Linked DNA regions of Mus musculus: region 1 is linked to region 2. A link is a loop called in an ENCODE intact Hi-C map of the cell type or tissue named here. Cell type or tissue: left cerebral cortex. All regions are shown on one strand. Links, peaks and the distances in the headings refer to the core of each region. The heading gives the core; the rest is flanking DNA.

The links. Peaks named below come from ENCODE experiments on the same cell type or tissue, not always from the same donor. Only the 100,000 strongest peaks of a DNase experiment are listed, where the experiment ranks them.
Region 1: a loop joins it to region 2, with 4 times the contacts of the local background. A loop is called at or near these places in 2 of 42 quality-filtered maps.

The regions. Positions count from the first base shown.
Region 1 is chr1:175,576,041-175,583,323 of GRCm38, reverse strand. No RefSeq gene overlaps it. Among named protein-coding and RNA genes, the nearest start is that of Fh1, 46 kb to the left of the region's middle. In left cerebral cortex, for the core only: no CTCF peak of the experiment used is centred there; DNase peaks (open chromatin) are centred at 2,802, 3,003, 3,324 and 3,571; H3K27ac peaks cover 269 bases.
Region 2 is chr1:175,488,303-175,495,585 of GRCm38, reverse strand. It overlaps Rgs7 (regulator of G protein signaling 7), which reads left to right and starts at 3,041. Exons shown (of 18, transcript NM_001347195.1): 1 at 3,041-3,325; 2 at 4,410-4,533. The coding sequence starts at 4,456. In left cerebral cortex, for the core only: a CTCF peak has its summit at 2,694; DNase peaks (open chromatin) are centred at 3,058, 3,595, 3,671 and 3,882; H3K4me3 peaks cover 1,839 bases; H3K27ac peaks cover 1,741 bases.

The sequences.
Region 1 (7,283 bases), core at 2,362-4,861, 87 kb before region 2:
GGCTCCTGTCTGCAAGCACTTTAGTGTCAAGGTTTCAGATGGATTATTTCAAAGTTATTTTTCTTGTAAAGGGGTCATGGAGAGGAGGTAGTGGAGACATGGCTGGTTAGTATCAGGTCACCACAGTTAGGTAACAAGATGGTTTGCAGTTAGAATGAGTCGTTGGGGGAGGAGCTTATTGTCATGTTCACTCTGTTCTTCCAGTGGCCTTCTAGATTTTATTTTTAACAACATAATGGTTGATTTTCTCCTGTTTTCAGGAGAAATAAAACATTTCTGTGTGAGCTCTGCTATTGGCCTACTGTGCCACTTGGAGTCAGCCTGCTTCCACGAGTTTATGCTTGAACCTGAAGACATCTCACTTTCGGTTGACGTCTCCAAAGCAGCTGTAAGTGCCTATGTGTGATGGAGTCATAATTGCCCTCTACTATAGCCATGGTCTGGCTGGAAGTTTCCTCCAAAGCCCTTGAATTCCTAGGCTTGAAAACCATCTGGGGTACCTTAGGAGTTAGTGATAAGAACTTTTACTTTTGTTTTATTTTATTTTATTTTTAAATAATATTTTAATTTATTCTTTCAGAATTTCAAACAACAGATTTTGTTTATATTCACATAGCCTGAAAGTCCTCTGAGATCATCTGCACCTCTCTACCTGTGCAACTTTGTTTCCTCTTTTCTTCTTCTTCTTCTTCTCCTTCTTCTTCTTCTTCTTCTTCTTCTTCTTCTTCTTCTTCTTCTTCTTCTTCTTCTTCTTCTTCTTCTTCTTCTTCTTCTTCTTCTTCTTCTTCTTTCTTCTTTCTTCTTTTTCTTCTTCTTCTTCTTCTTCTTCTTCTTCTTCTTCTTCTTCCTCTTCCTCTTCCTCTTCCTCTTCCTCTTCTTCCTTCTTCTCCTTCTTCTCCTTCTCCTCTCTTTCTCCTTCCTCTTCCTCTCCTCCTCCTCCTCCTTTTCCTTCTTCTTCTACATGGAGTCCAATTTGCCCAAATTTTATTGGGGGTAAGGCTGATGTACCAGGGTTTAAACCTTAAAGAAAACTCTCCCTCTCCCTCCCCCCTCATAATCACTGATCTTCTGACTCTTAAAATCTTTTGCACTCCTCTTCCCTGATGATCTTTGGGGACAGGGTATGACATAAATGTCTCATTTGGGGCTGTGAATGCTACATTTTTTTCTTCTCTTCATGTTCCAGCTGTGGGTCTTTCTGTTCATCAGTGTCTACAGCAAGAAGCAGCTTTTCAGATGAGAGTTGAGGGATGTAATGATCTATGAGTGTAGCAATAATAGGTCCTTAGAGCTGGTTTCATAGCATACCATCCTAAATATGTGGATTTTATCTATTGTTGTTGGTATCTTTTTTTTATTAGATATTTTCTTTATATACATTTCAAATGCTATCCTGAAAGTTCCCTATACCCTCCCACCACCCTGCTCCCCTACCCACCCACTCCTGCTTCTTGGCCCTGGCATTCCCCTGTACTTGGTCATAAAATGTTTGCAATACCAAGGGGCCTCTCTTCCCAGTGATGGCCGACTAGGCCATCTTCTGCTACATATGAAGCTAGAATCACGAGGTCTGGGAGTACTGGTTAGTTCATATGCTTGTTCCACCTATAGGGTTGCAGACCCCTTCAGCTCCTTGGGTGCTTTCTCTAGCTTCTCCATTGGGGGCCCTATGCTCCATCTTATAGAGGACTGTGAGCATCCACTTCTGTATTTGCCAGGCCACTGTATTTGTACAACCACTCTGGAAGTCAGTCTGGAGGTTCCTCAGAAAATTAGACATAATACTACTGGAAGATCCAGCAATACCTCTCCTGGGCATATACCCAGAAGAAGTTCCAACTGGTAATAAGAACACATGCTCCATTATGTTCATAGCAGCCTTATTTATAATAGCCAGAAGCTGGAAAGAACCTAGATATCCCTCAACAGAAGAACGGATACAGAAAACGTGGTACATTTACACAATGGAGTACTACTCAGCTATTAAAAAGAATGAATTTATGAAATTCTTGGACAAATGGATGGATCTGGAGGATATCATCCTTAGTGAGGTAACCCAATCACAAAAGAAGTCATTAGATATGCACTCACTGATAAGTGGATATTAGCCCAAAAAACATAGAACACCCAAGATACAATTTGTAAAACACAAGAAAATCAAGAAGAGGGATGACCAACAGGTGGATACTTCATTCCTCCTTAGAATAGGGTACAAAATAACCATGAAAGGAGTTTGGAGCTAAGACGAAAGGAAAGGATGATATCTTTTTTTTAATGCTTTAAAGAATATTTTTGTTTCCCTAAAACCAAACACAACATCTAGTCACTGACAGTGTGTGGCTGATGTCCTTCTTTCTGGTGCTCAGTTGCATATAAAACATATGTTGTTGTGGAACTCACTGCAACATGACACCTTCTTAGCAATGCCCTGGAAGAAGGTCTTTCTTCCCCACCTAAAGAGAACATTCAAGGATCTAGGAGACTAGAGTTCTAGTCTTGATTCTGATATTAAATAGGAGTTGACCTTGGTATTGTCCATTGACTTCTCTGATCCCAAGCTTTTTCATCCATAAAATGGTAGAAGTTAAAAGACCTTTAAGGTTGACACTAACTCGACCCTTGAATCTAGGCCACCTTGTTAGAATAGGGCAGCGGAAGTGCTAGGGTAATAGAAATGAAATTGCTCTTTTTCCTCCCTGAAGCACCTGGGCTGTTTCCAAATGGAAATTTCAGCATTAGTAACTGTGAGCAAGAGATGTCCCAGCCAAGCTCAGTGAGACAACAGTGGCTCACGCCTAGGACTCAGGGTATGCAAATCCCACGCCGTGCCTGTGTGTATCCAGCACCACCTTGGACTTTCATAGGAATAGAAACGAAGGACTTTTTAGTTTTCAAAAATAAAAGGTTTCAGATTTAAATCGGATTTGCTTTTGAATTATTCTTAGGAACAAGGGAAAATTAGCTAAACCTCCAAGTCATTCGGCAACCTTCCATCTGCCAGTTCACCCCCATGCCACCTCAATAGCGTCTGCATTCCTATTCCACCCTGGCTGCCGACTCTTGGCTGGTTCTCTGGACCACTTTCTTCAGGATCTTGTGTCTGTTCACAGGATTATAGATTACAACTACTGTTGCCACTAAAATCAACTTTGGAAGATGGACCCCCATCTTTCCAAATACTCCCTACCTGCCTGAATGACACAGCTAACACAGCAATGTAGCTACTGCTACAAGCCAGTGAGCCTCTCTGAGAGCCAATTTCTCTGGATTTTATGTTTCCCACAGTTGCCATCTGTGAGCACATTAGCAAACCCAGAAAGGCCAAGAAGCTCTGCTCCCTGCTTGCATGGGTGTGCTGTCAATAATGCAGTTATATAACTTATTACTGATAATTATGCATTTTATCATCTCAGGGGTAGGTTGTTTGTTCAGGATAACTCCGTAAGGCCCCAAGTGTAGCTTTGATTGTTGCCCAAATCACCGAATGACATGGCCAGAGATAGCTATGCAGTTTCCCCACGTCAACCCTCCACGGATACCTCACGGCTGTCTAAATGACGCCCACTGTTGTTTACTTGGCTGGGAACTGTCTCCTCACAATTCTGGCACAAAGATGGAGATGAGTAACATAATGAATAGGCAACTAGAAGGGGAAATTTAGGGCGATTTAAATGCATGTACTTCTGCCGTGATGAATCGCCATGCACAGCATGAGACAGAAGCTGGCACATGATTTTAAATGCTGGAAAAATAAAGACCAATCATTGCCTTAGGATCAGGATTTGAGAACTGATTACAGACTAGTCTTGAAAAATAAAAAAAGAAAGAAAGAGAAAAAGAAAGAAAGAAAGAAAGAAAGAAAGAAAGGATGAATTTCCTTTTATTTTGAATCATGTATGTATGTATGTATGTATGCATGTATGCATGTATGCATGTATGTGAGTGCAGGTACCCGAGGAATCCAGAAGAGGACATAGGATGTCTCAGAGCTGGCATTACGGGTGTTTGTGAGCTGTCTTGTGTGGCTGCTGGAAATGGAACTCAGTTCCTCTGTAAAAGCAGAGTGTACTCTACCACTGAGCCCTTCAGCTTATTCTTACTATGACCCCTAAATAAATCTAATATTTATTTGTATCTTGGTTTCTGAAAGACAATAGAAATAAGCAAAGTAATTATTTTTACCCTCAGAACTTTTACATCATTCAAATCCCTAATTACATGAGCAGTAAAATATACAAATATATTTTCTAGGCATTTGAAAACTAGAGATAAACATTATCTCTACACTGTACATTTGGGGCTGCAAGGGGCTTACATTTATTTTTGAGAGGAATTATTGTGGTAGTTCATGAGGAAAATCCCTTGCTGACCTCCTCTGTCAAGGTATGAAGTTTGAAACCTGCCAGCAAGCAGGGACTTTGAACCCTCCTTCCTGTATCCCTGGCAGTTGGATTTGAACCTTACCAGTAAATGCAGCCTTCTCAGCTCAATCATGTTTCATGGGGCCCCGAAACTAGAGTACAGATACAAATGGTTAGACCATTCAGAAATAATCCAACATACTGCCCTTCTCTGAAATGGACTTGCTGCTTGAATGGCAAAGGGAATTTATTTCTTCACCATATTCTGATCTCCTGATTATATGACATTATAGTAAATACTGTGCAGACAGCTTTAAGGGTGTGGTGAATTATACGGGACTGAAACCCCAGCCATAAATGCTGGGCATGAGAAAGAGGTTAGTTAAGTGGGGGGCACAGGGTAGACATTACTGATTTCTTAGTTGTAAATAATGAGGAGAAATAAAGTTAATATTTGATCCCTGATGGAATTAGAGAAAACTACATAACATTGAGGGAAATCAGATTTGAAAGCACAGTCCTGAAAGTACAAAAAAATAGAGAAAATAATATATTTATTACTATTAATTATACACCAGTAATTTCTTAATATAGTAGATGTATTATAAGTAATATAAAAGATAATTAATATAATAAGGTAAACGTAGTAATCTAAAACATGTTTCTTTTTTGTTGTTTTACCTCTGTTCTCAAATTTATCACATTTTAATTGATTAATTTATTTACTTTATATCCAGATCACAGCTTCCTTCCTCTCCTCCCAGACCCCCCTTCTTACCTTCCCCTCCCTCCCTTTTTCCGAAGAGAAGAAGAGGCCTCCTGTGGGTTTCAACTGACCTTGGCGTATCAAGCTGCAGTATGACTAGGTTCATCTCCTATTGAAGCTAGGCAAGGAAGCCCAGCTAGGGAAAAGGGATCCACAGACGGATCCACAACGGAGTCCGAGACAACACCTGCATCTGCTGTTAGGGGTCCCACATCTGTTACATGTGTGTAGAGTGCCCAAATCCCTTCTATGAAGGTTCTCTGCCTGGTGATTCAGTCTCAGTGAGCCCCTATGGGCCCAGATTAGTTGATTCTGTAGGTTTTCTTGTGGTGTCCGTGACCTCTATGGCTTCTTCAAACCTTTCTCTCCCTCTTCCACAGGATTTCCCAAGCCCCGCCTGAAGTTTGGCTGAGGGTCTTCGCATATGTTTCCATCAGCTGCTGGGTGAAGCCTCTCAGATCACAGTTACAATAGGCACCTGTCTGCAAGTAAAATAGAATGTCATTAGTAGTGTCAGGATGCACTCCCATGGCATGGGGTTCAAGATGGCCCAGCTCTCTCTCTCTCTCTCTCTCTCTCTCTCTCTCTCTCTCTCCATATGAATGACAGAGCAATAATTTGTGTGTGTGTGTGTGTGTGTGTGTGTGTTATGCCTTCATTTTGTTGTTGTGATTAAAATACTCCAACAAAGGAGAAAGGGTTTAACTGTTTTTTAATCCCAGGTTGTAGTCCATCAGTGTAGGAAGGTCAAGGCAGGAACTTGAAGCATCTAGTCACATCTGCTGTTGGGAAGAGAGAGAGAGTGAATGCATACTTGCTTGTGCTCAGCACCTTCTTTATACTTAATCAATCTGGAATCACCTGTCAAGGGAATAGTGTTGCCCACAGTGAGTGGGTCTTTATTCTTCACTAAATATAATCAAGATAATTCTCCAAAGACAAGCCCAATTTGTTACTTTTTTATATCCTAAATAAGTAGTCCATTCTTTTACTATGAAGTCCTTCATAGCATTTGATGCTTGTTTTTTTTTCCTGTATCTCATCTCACCTTCTGCAGAGTAGAGATTTTATTGTTTTTATTTTTGTCTCTAGCACCAAGTGTGAACTTGATATGCATTTTGACATCTTCATATTTCTTTAACTGATAAGTTCAAGAAAAACAAAACCTCATACACGTAAAAGATCAGAGGGGTAGAGTATAAAGTACAACTTCTACATGCAACTGAAAAAGAAAATCTGGACTTGACTGCTGCAAAAGGAAAGGGGCAGTATGGCTTCCAGGAGATGCTCTGTCTGTAAAGTCTACAAGTGTTTGGGGGCAGAAAGTTTTCTTGACTAGTGAGAAGTTGGGAATCTGAGAGGATGGGTTTTGTGCAAGTGGTATGAACTAGTGCATGGGTGATGTGAACAGGAATTTTTGTATTTTGATGTGTGCTTCATCCTAGAAGAGAACAAGAATTCTGTGGCCTAAGGGAAAGGAGAGAAGTCTTATGAGGTTTCATCAAGTTGGCTTTGTAGACAGTTTGCCCAAACCAGTCAGTGGTGATCAAGGATTGAGAATTTGAAGGTAATTTCAGGTTATTTAGGGTGATATAACAGAATGGGGCAGCTTGCAGGCAATAGAAATTGATCACTCACAGTTATGGGGCTAGAAATTCAAGATCAAGGAACTGATGGTCCATGTGTCTGGTGATGGCCCACTTCCTACTTCACAAATAGCACCTTCCTCCTGGAACACCACATGATAGAAGGTCAACTGAGCATCTTTGCGTTAGTATTATAAACACCTAGCCCCTTTTAGGAGGACTCTACCTTTTGGCTCTAATCACTACCAAAGGCCCAGCATCTTAAAACAGTCACAGCATCATGGGTTAGGATTTCATATGAACACTAGAGGACACAAGCATTGAGGCCAGAGAGATGGCCATGTCTGATTTTGTCACAGGTACACCAATGTTTTCCACAATCTTGTTTAAGTCATACATGGAGGGTGGTCTTTGTGTTGAGGGGTAATTATTGACTGATCACTACTATATTTCACTCTGTTAGTCTACAGGAATTTAGTCACAGTGAGGTCATCCATGCTCTGTAAGATGAGAGGATTGTTACTGAATTGTCCCCTCCAATTTCAGACTTAATGGAGAGGCTGTTCTTTA
Region 2 (7,283 bases), core at 1,575-4,074:
CCAGATAGGAGGGATAGCCAGTGCAAATGTCCTGTGGCACCAGAATATGGACTTTATCCACTTATAAATGCATCATGAAACAAGGAGACCCCATGACTGGAGCAGAGTGGCCCAGTGGACTGGCTAGCTTTGGCCAACTAACATCAACTAGATTAATTTTAACTGAGGAATTGCCTACATCAGCTTGGCCTATGGCCACCTCTTTGAGGCATTTTTGTAGGAGGACTAAGCCCACTGAGGGTGGTGCCATCCTTTGACTGTATAGGAAAAGTAGGTAAGCAAGCCAGCAGAGGTCAGTCATTTAGCTGAGCTCCTCCAAGGTCCCTGTTTCAGTTCTTGCCTCTGGGTTCCTGACTCGAGTTTCTACCTTGACTTTCTTTGATGATGGACTGTACACCAAATATTCCGTTTCCTTCCCCAAATCGGTCTTGCTTACCATTTTATCACAGCAATAAAAAGGAAAACGAGGACACCAGATTAGCATATGAAATTCAGAATGGTAACCGCATATTCATCTAACCCTACCTGCTGCTGGTGTCTCAAGGACACCCTTTAGTTTGACTGGCTTACATCCTTTGGGAGGTGCTGGATAGAGAAATCACATAGCAGTTACATTTGAAATGAACACTCTGGCTGCTCTGCATGGAACCTGTTGATTGGGTTGATGGAAGGTATGGGAGGGGGGCATCTGTTTTTCTCCCCAAACTTGATTGCACACTCCCTGAAGATCAAAGCTACCTACTGGATTTGTTCAAATTCTTTGTAGAAGAATAGGAATCTTCCATTCACAGTAAATAAATAAAAATAAATAAATACTTTCAGAATAAAAATGGGTTCCTGCATCGGTGGGTAATAACTTAGGATGCCTAAGCTTCCAATTATTTATAAAAATAGATGTTCATAAAAATAGGTACTGTTTCTATTATTTCAAAAATATTGATACAATTGAACTTCCTTCCCTAGGTGAAACCATTGAAGTTAGATTTATTTCTCTTGGTGGAACTATTAAAGTTTGACGTTTAAAATGAAACAAAACAAACAAACAAACAAAAAACCCCCTTTTAAATGTCCTTTGGGGGGTTGATGAGGTTATAGGTAGGTCTTTTGCCTAGTGCTCAGAAGGTCCCATCTGGCATATAAAATGCATATAGTACCACATTTAAGAATTTCATTTGTTTAACAAAAATATTACAGTACATAAATGGATGGTAGAGAAAATAGTAAGACTAATTTGAATAATGACAGTTGAGAATCATGAGAACGTTAAAATATAAGATACAGATGGATTTGGTGGTATCTAGGCTATTTCTTCTAGTCTAGATCTGAATAATGCGAGTCCCTGGAAATTGTAAGGTGATAAATATAATATTGCATACTGATAGAGTTATGAGTTGTCTCCTGAATTGAATCTTCCTCCTTAGTTCTTTCCTGGCAACTGTAACTATCCTTACAGGCTCCTTCAGGCCATTTCATTTAGGGCAAAGTGGTGAGCACACCCAGTGACTTTTTCCATATCTATCTATATCTAAAAGCACATGAGTATCCAGACAGTAGAGAGAGCAAGGGGAAAGGAAGGAAGGGAGGCAGGGGGCTGAAGAGAGAGCAGCCGGTTTCAGCTAGAGTAAGACCACCAAGAAACTATTAGGAGAGAATGGAAACAAAGAGAATTTCCCTAACAGTGGAAAGATTTGGGGAAATTGATGGAAAGTAGGGAGAGAAGTCAGACATGGCTGTGGGTAACCTGGCCTGGGAACGTGATCCTGTAGTATTTAGAACATGGGTACGGATAGATAAATGCTACTTTGAATGACACCTGAAAGAGCCTGGGTGAGGCTGGAAACGTGACTGGTACCCACAGATATTTGGATAGCAGTTATATTAAGGTTTACCCTGCTTGGAGAAGCAGCCACAGATGGCACTGGATAGCCAATTCTGGTGCCACCGGTTTGTAATCCCAGCTGTTTGGAAGGCTGAGGCAGGAGAATGTTGAATTTAAGGTCTGTTTGGGCTAAACTGAGTTTAAGACCAGCCTGGTTGGACGCTGTCTCAAAAGTGAAAAACAAACAAACAAACAAACAAACAAACGAAGGTGCTGGTAGAGAGGGTTGTGAATGGGATGCAGCTCATTGGCAGGGGCCTTAGGTTTAGTCCGCCTACACACACAAATCACACTGGCTAAATCGTCTTTATCCTCAGTCCTATAGAGGAAGCCTTCTCAGATGTTCAGATTCCCACAACTTCCTAATGTCCCAGAAAGCTGGGTACATTTCACGAGGACAAAAACTTTTTTCTTTAATGTCTTCCCAGTCCTTGAAAAATTAGTGCCGGAAACCTGAAGAATTTCTGGGGTTCGGGGTATCAGCAACCCCAGACCCTTTGTGATTCTGTGAACCCCAGTAGAGGACAAGGACTAAAGACAAGTTTCTCTGAGCCCAGTAGGTTAGACCAGCCAGACATCAGCCATGGGCCTTCAATGTCACAGGTGGTGAGATTGTTCGCTTTTGGTAGAGGCCTCCAAATTCCTTCCCGGTATTTCCAACTTAATAGGAGGCAGTGAAAGTCATGGGCAAACAGGCTGGAGTGAGGAAGGGGGCCTGCCAATGAGTCATTTGGTCCTGGCCATTGCTTTCACTTCTGGGATATTCCAGCATCTCTCTGGGCTGTTACTTAAGCATAAGGATTATCAATCATTTGCTTCCCTAGTTCTGCCAGCAGGGTCGCCAGGAGCGCGATGCAGACCTGCCAGCCGCAGGGGGCCTTATCCATTCATCCATTTACCCACTCACCCACCCTTTCACCCACCTACCCATCCACCCACCCTCCGCCAAGCCCTTCCTCCTGCTTAGCTCAGTTTGGCTCTCCAGGCCTGCGGCGGCGCGTGGGCTTGCCAGCGCGGGGGACAGGGCCTGTGCTCCCGAGGGGTTGCGGGGTCGGGAGGCCGGGGACACCCAGGGGTGTGGCGGCGGCGAAGCCGAGCCCGTCCGAGCCGGCACCTTCGGGCGTCCCTGTCCCACGTGACTGTCGCCTCCTCCCTCCTCCCAGTCGCGCGCGCACGGGCCAGGCGTCTCGACTCCCGCGCGCGCTCGACTGGTCCCAGTCCCCGGGAGGAGAAGCGGAGGAGGGAACGAGCGAGGCGGCCCGGGGGAGCGGGCGCGAGCGGCGGCTGCCGGGGCCGCCTGTGCACCGCGGCGAGGGTGGCGGTGGCCTGAGCAGCGCGAGTGTGATGAGGCTGCCCTGCCTCGCAGCTCCGCTCGCAGCCAGCTGACAGCGCCTGCCCTCAGCACACCCGGAGGGGAGCCGCGGGGCCGTGACCTTGGCCGAGGAGGTAACCGGAGGGAGCGGAAGGGGAGGAGGCGGCGCCACCTGGAGTCCCCGGGACCCCTGGTCCCGCACCCGGTCCTCGCCCTGCGACGACGGGAGTCACGGTCCCCAATGAGTGGCGCGCCCGGCCGGCCGGGCTGGGGCGCTGCGCACGCCGCGGTCCACGGTGCTGAAACTGCTGCCCGGTGTGGCCAGTGCCTGGATGAGGGGCAAGGCTGCCTGCCATTTGCTGCCTCCGAGAGCAAGGGCCGAGCAGGATGAGCTGGGACCCAGATTTCTCTGCTCTTCTGGCTGATTGTTCCAGGCTTGTGCAGTTAGCTTGCTCTCGGAGGTGAGCCAGGTGATTGCTCAAGGCTTGACTTCCCATCAGCCTTGGGTTGCTTGGACCTAATTTGGAAGCTTTCTTCCAAAGATTAGTCAGGATCAGGTCCAGACTTAGCGCACCGAGGTGGGAGCACAGAGGAGCCATGGGCTGGCAGTGAAAGCAGGTGAAAGTGGAAAAGCCTATGTATGCCCAGGCTGTGTGGGGAGCCCAAGAAATGGAGAACAAACATGTGCCTGAAAAGAACACTTGTGGGGAAGGGGCCTCTGTCGCGCCTGCCATGGGAAACTAGCTGGCTACTAGGAGAAAGTGGGCTGCAGCGGGTGTTGGCTTTCTGCCCTTTGGGGAGAACCGCATCAAGTGGAGCAGCAAGTATCCAGGGAGAACAGTGGGTATTAGGGAAGTGCCAACCATGGGGTTTTTAAGTAAGTACCTAATACTTTTAAAAAGAGAGTATTCACAAAATGAAGTCCACAAAAACCTTAGCTAGCTGACTATTTCGAACTGGAAGGTTGTCTGTTGAGATTTCCTGGGGCTACTACAGATGTAAACTTCTGCCTTTGTATTTCTTTAAAAAAGAAAAACTCCATGTCTGGTGTTCTCCTCATCCCAGAAATGAAAGAATTCTTCCCGTGGTTTGGGTACTGTGAACATGAAGGTGTGTGTGTGTGTGTGTGTGTGTGTGTGTGTGTGTGTGTGTGTTGGCGGATGTCTGTTCCCCCCAGGACTACCAGGCTCTCACTAGAGGCTCTCTAATTCTTTGCAGGGCAGATTGATCATCCTTGTATCTGAGCTACCAAGTTCTGGGTGAAATGGCTCAGGGAAATAATTATGGACAGACCAGCAACGGGGTGGCGGACGAATCACCCAACATGCTGGTGTACAGAAAGGTAAGAATTCTTCACTTCCCTAGGAAACGGGAAACTTCAGCTTGATTTCTTTTTCTTTCTTTCTTTCTTTCTTTCTTTCTTTCTTTCTTTCTTTCTTTCTTTCTTTCTTTCTTTCTTTCTTCCTTCCTTCCTTCCTTCCTTCCTTTCTTTCTCTTTCTTTCTTTCTTTCTTTCTTTCTTTCTTTCTTTCTTTCTTTCTTCCTTCCTTCCTTCCTTTCCCTTCCTTCCTTCCTTCCTTCCTTCCTTCCTTCCTTCCTTCCTTCCTCCCTCCCTCCCTCCCTTCCTTTCCTTCCTTCCTCTTTCCTTTATTCCTTCCCCTTTCCTTTATTCCTTCCTTTTGTCCTTCCTTCCTTCCTTCTTTCCTTCCTTCCTTCCTTTTTCTTCTTTCTTTTGCCTGAATCAGAGTATTTATCAACTTTGTGAACTCCCAGAGCATCAATGGTTAAGTACTGCACTAAAAGATGATCAGATGCTCCTAAGTGACAGGAAGTACACGAGTCCTAGCACATTCCCTGATGATTGTTAGAGTCACCTGTCCTTAGAAGCTACACTGGCTATTCAATGTGTTATGTTATTCCACTTGATTCAATACCATCCCTTGCAATTGTTTCAGAAGCTGTTTTAAAACCATTAGGTTATAATAATTTCTTAAGTGCACCGAAGTTTGGAAAGCAAAGGATGGCTTTGCAGGTCTGTAGTGAGGGTGACTCTATCCGTGGACGTGTATGCTTTCATAAGTTTGCTCCCAGCTAGATGACTCCAGTTCTTTCAGTCTTAACCTAGTTTTCCTTTGTATTATTTCTGTGATTTTGTCTATAACATCTATGTTATAGTGTCATATGCCCATGGGATAAATCTGTACAATCCAGATCCCCCTTCTGCAACCATATCTAACAGTTTTCTGTCATGCTTTCAGCAACAAACTTCTAGACATTGAGCCACGTTTGGGTTTTGCCTGTGCTTTGGAATGGTTGCTTAGGAAACTTCAAGATGGTTATAATCAACAAGCTTACTAAAATTAAGGATGCAGTATTCTTTATGTAACTTCTACATTGATATTTTTTTTCCTTTTGTAGTTTTTACTGGAATCATTTTTCTTAAGCATATTACCTGGGGTGTGTCTTGGCTCAGATTTCATTAGTTGACACTGACAGTGGCCAGTGGAAATCATCCTCTGAGGTCAAGAATGTTATTAAGGGTTTTGATTAGCAAGCATTCACTGGATCCAGCATAAATGTAGCTCTGTGAGGTATGAACTGGTTGTGAATACAGAGGAAAGGCTGAATGCAGAATCCCAACTATACTTGTGTGGCCCAGAGACATTAGAAGGTAGCCAGGAATGAGCTGGGGGAATAGTGACATCACTCTAAGCAGATGCATGATGTCAGGACACAATACTAACTGCTTATCCTGTAGCCTGTGAATAGTGTTATTCTGTATACTTATAAATTTAGCCAGATGTGTGTGAGACGGTACAGAATGAAAGGGAAGAAAAATAAGGGACTAGATGACTATTTCCATCATTTTATTCAAATAGATGAATTAAGATTATCATGCACGTGAACTTAAGTCATGGCTACTTCATCCGGCCACTGAATGAAGTAACTGTGCTTGCATATTTTACATACAGAGTTGATCTAGAGATAAAAAAATATTCTTGTGGTATTTAGGTACTTTAAAGTAACTCTAATATTTTATTTTATTTTGAATGTTGTAACATGCAAGATGTGAGAATTTAAAAAATCTATCCTAGGAGTTTATGCAGTATGTAGGGCTGTACTTTTAGAGTCCCCTAAATTATGGTAGCAAGCTATGTCCGTTAAATCTCACAGCTGAATTCCCTTTCTGTTTGCCTATAAACAGTTGACGGCTTGGATATCATTATTCGATTACTTGCTATACTGACTCAGATTGCTAAGTCTGAATTTGCTTTATAGATTGTATAGTCTCAAATGCTGTTAGTTTTAAGTGTAAACTTATAGGTTTCATGGAGATTTTAAGGAATCTAACTTTTTGTCCTTTGAGGTATGGCCTCACTATGTAGCCCTGGCTAGGCTTTAACTTGCAACTGTTCTCCTAACTCTGCCTCTCAATAGCATCTCTTCCTTCCTTCCTCCCTCCCTCCCTTCCTTCCTCCCTCCCTTCCCTCTCTTCCCTTCCTTCTTTCCTTCCTCCCTCCCTCCCTTCTTCCCTTCCTCCCTTCTTCCTTCCTTCCTCCCCTCTTCCTTCCTTCCTTCCTTCCTTCCTTCTCCCTTCCTTCCTTCCTTTCTTCCTTCCTTTCTTCTTTCCTTCCTTTCTTTTTCCTTTCCTTCCTTCCTTTCTTTTTCTTTTCTCTTTCTTTGTTTCTTTAATATTTCTGGTTGAGTTTAGGACTACTAATGACTTGATTAGCTTTTTAAAAAAATAAAAGTACAGAATAGAGTTTATCTAGGGCATGGGGAGGGAAGTTAAGGGGGTAGTAGAGGCAGAGAAAGGCTGAGAGAACTAGAGGAGAAGAGGAGTAGAGGCTGTCCATGAGCACATGGGGGTGGGGAGGAATTGGGGAGAGAGGAGGGAAGGGGTGAGGGGACAGAGAGGGAGGAAGAAGGGAAGAGCAAGAGTTGATTAGCTTTTTGTTCAGAGGAAAAATTGCCTGGTAAAACATGGCTGGTTAAAAAAAAAATCAAGTTCAGTAAGTCTTATACATAATGTGTAATAATAGGTTTAATGCCTATCTGTAATGTCTGAACTTTCTCTTATGTTTGTGTGTGT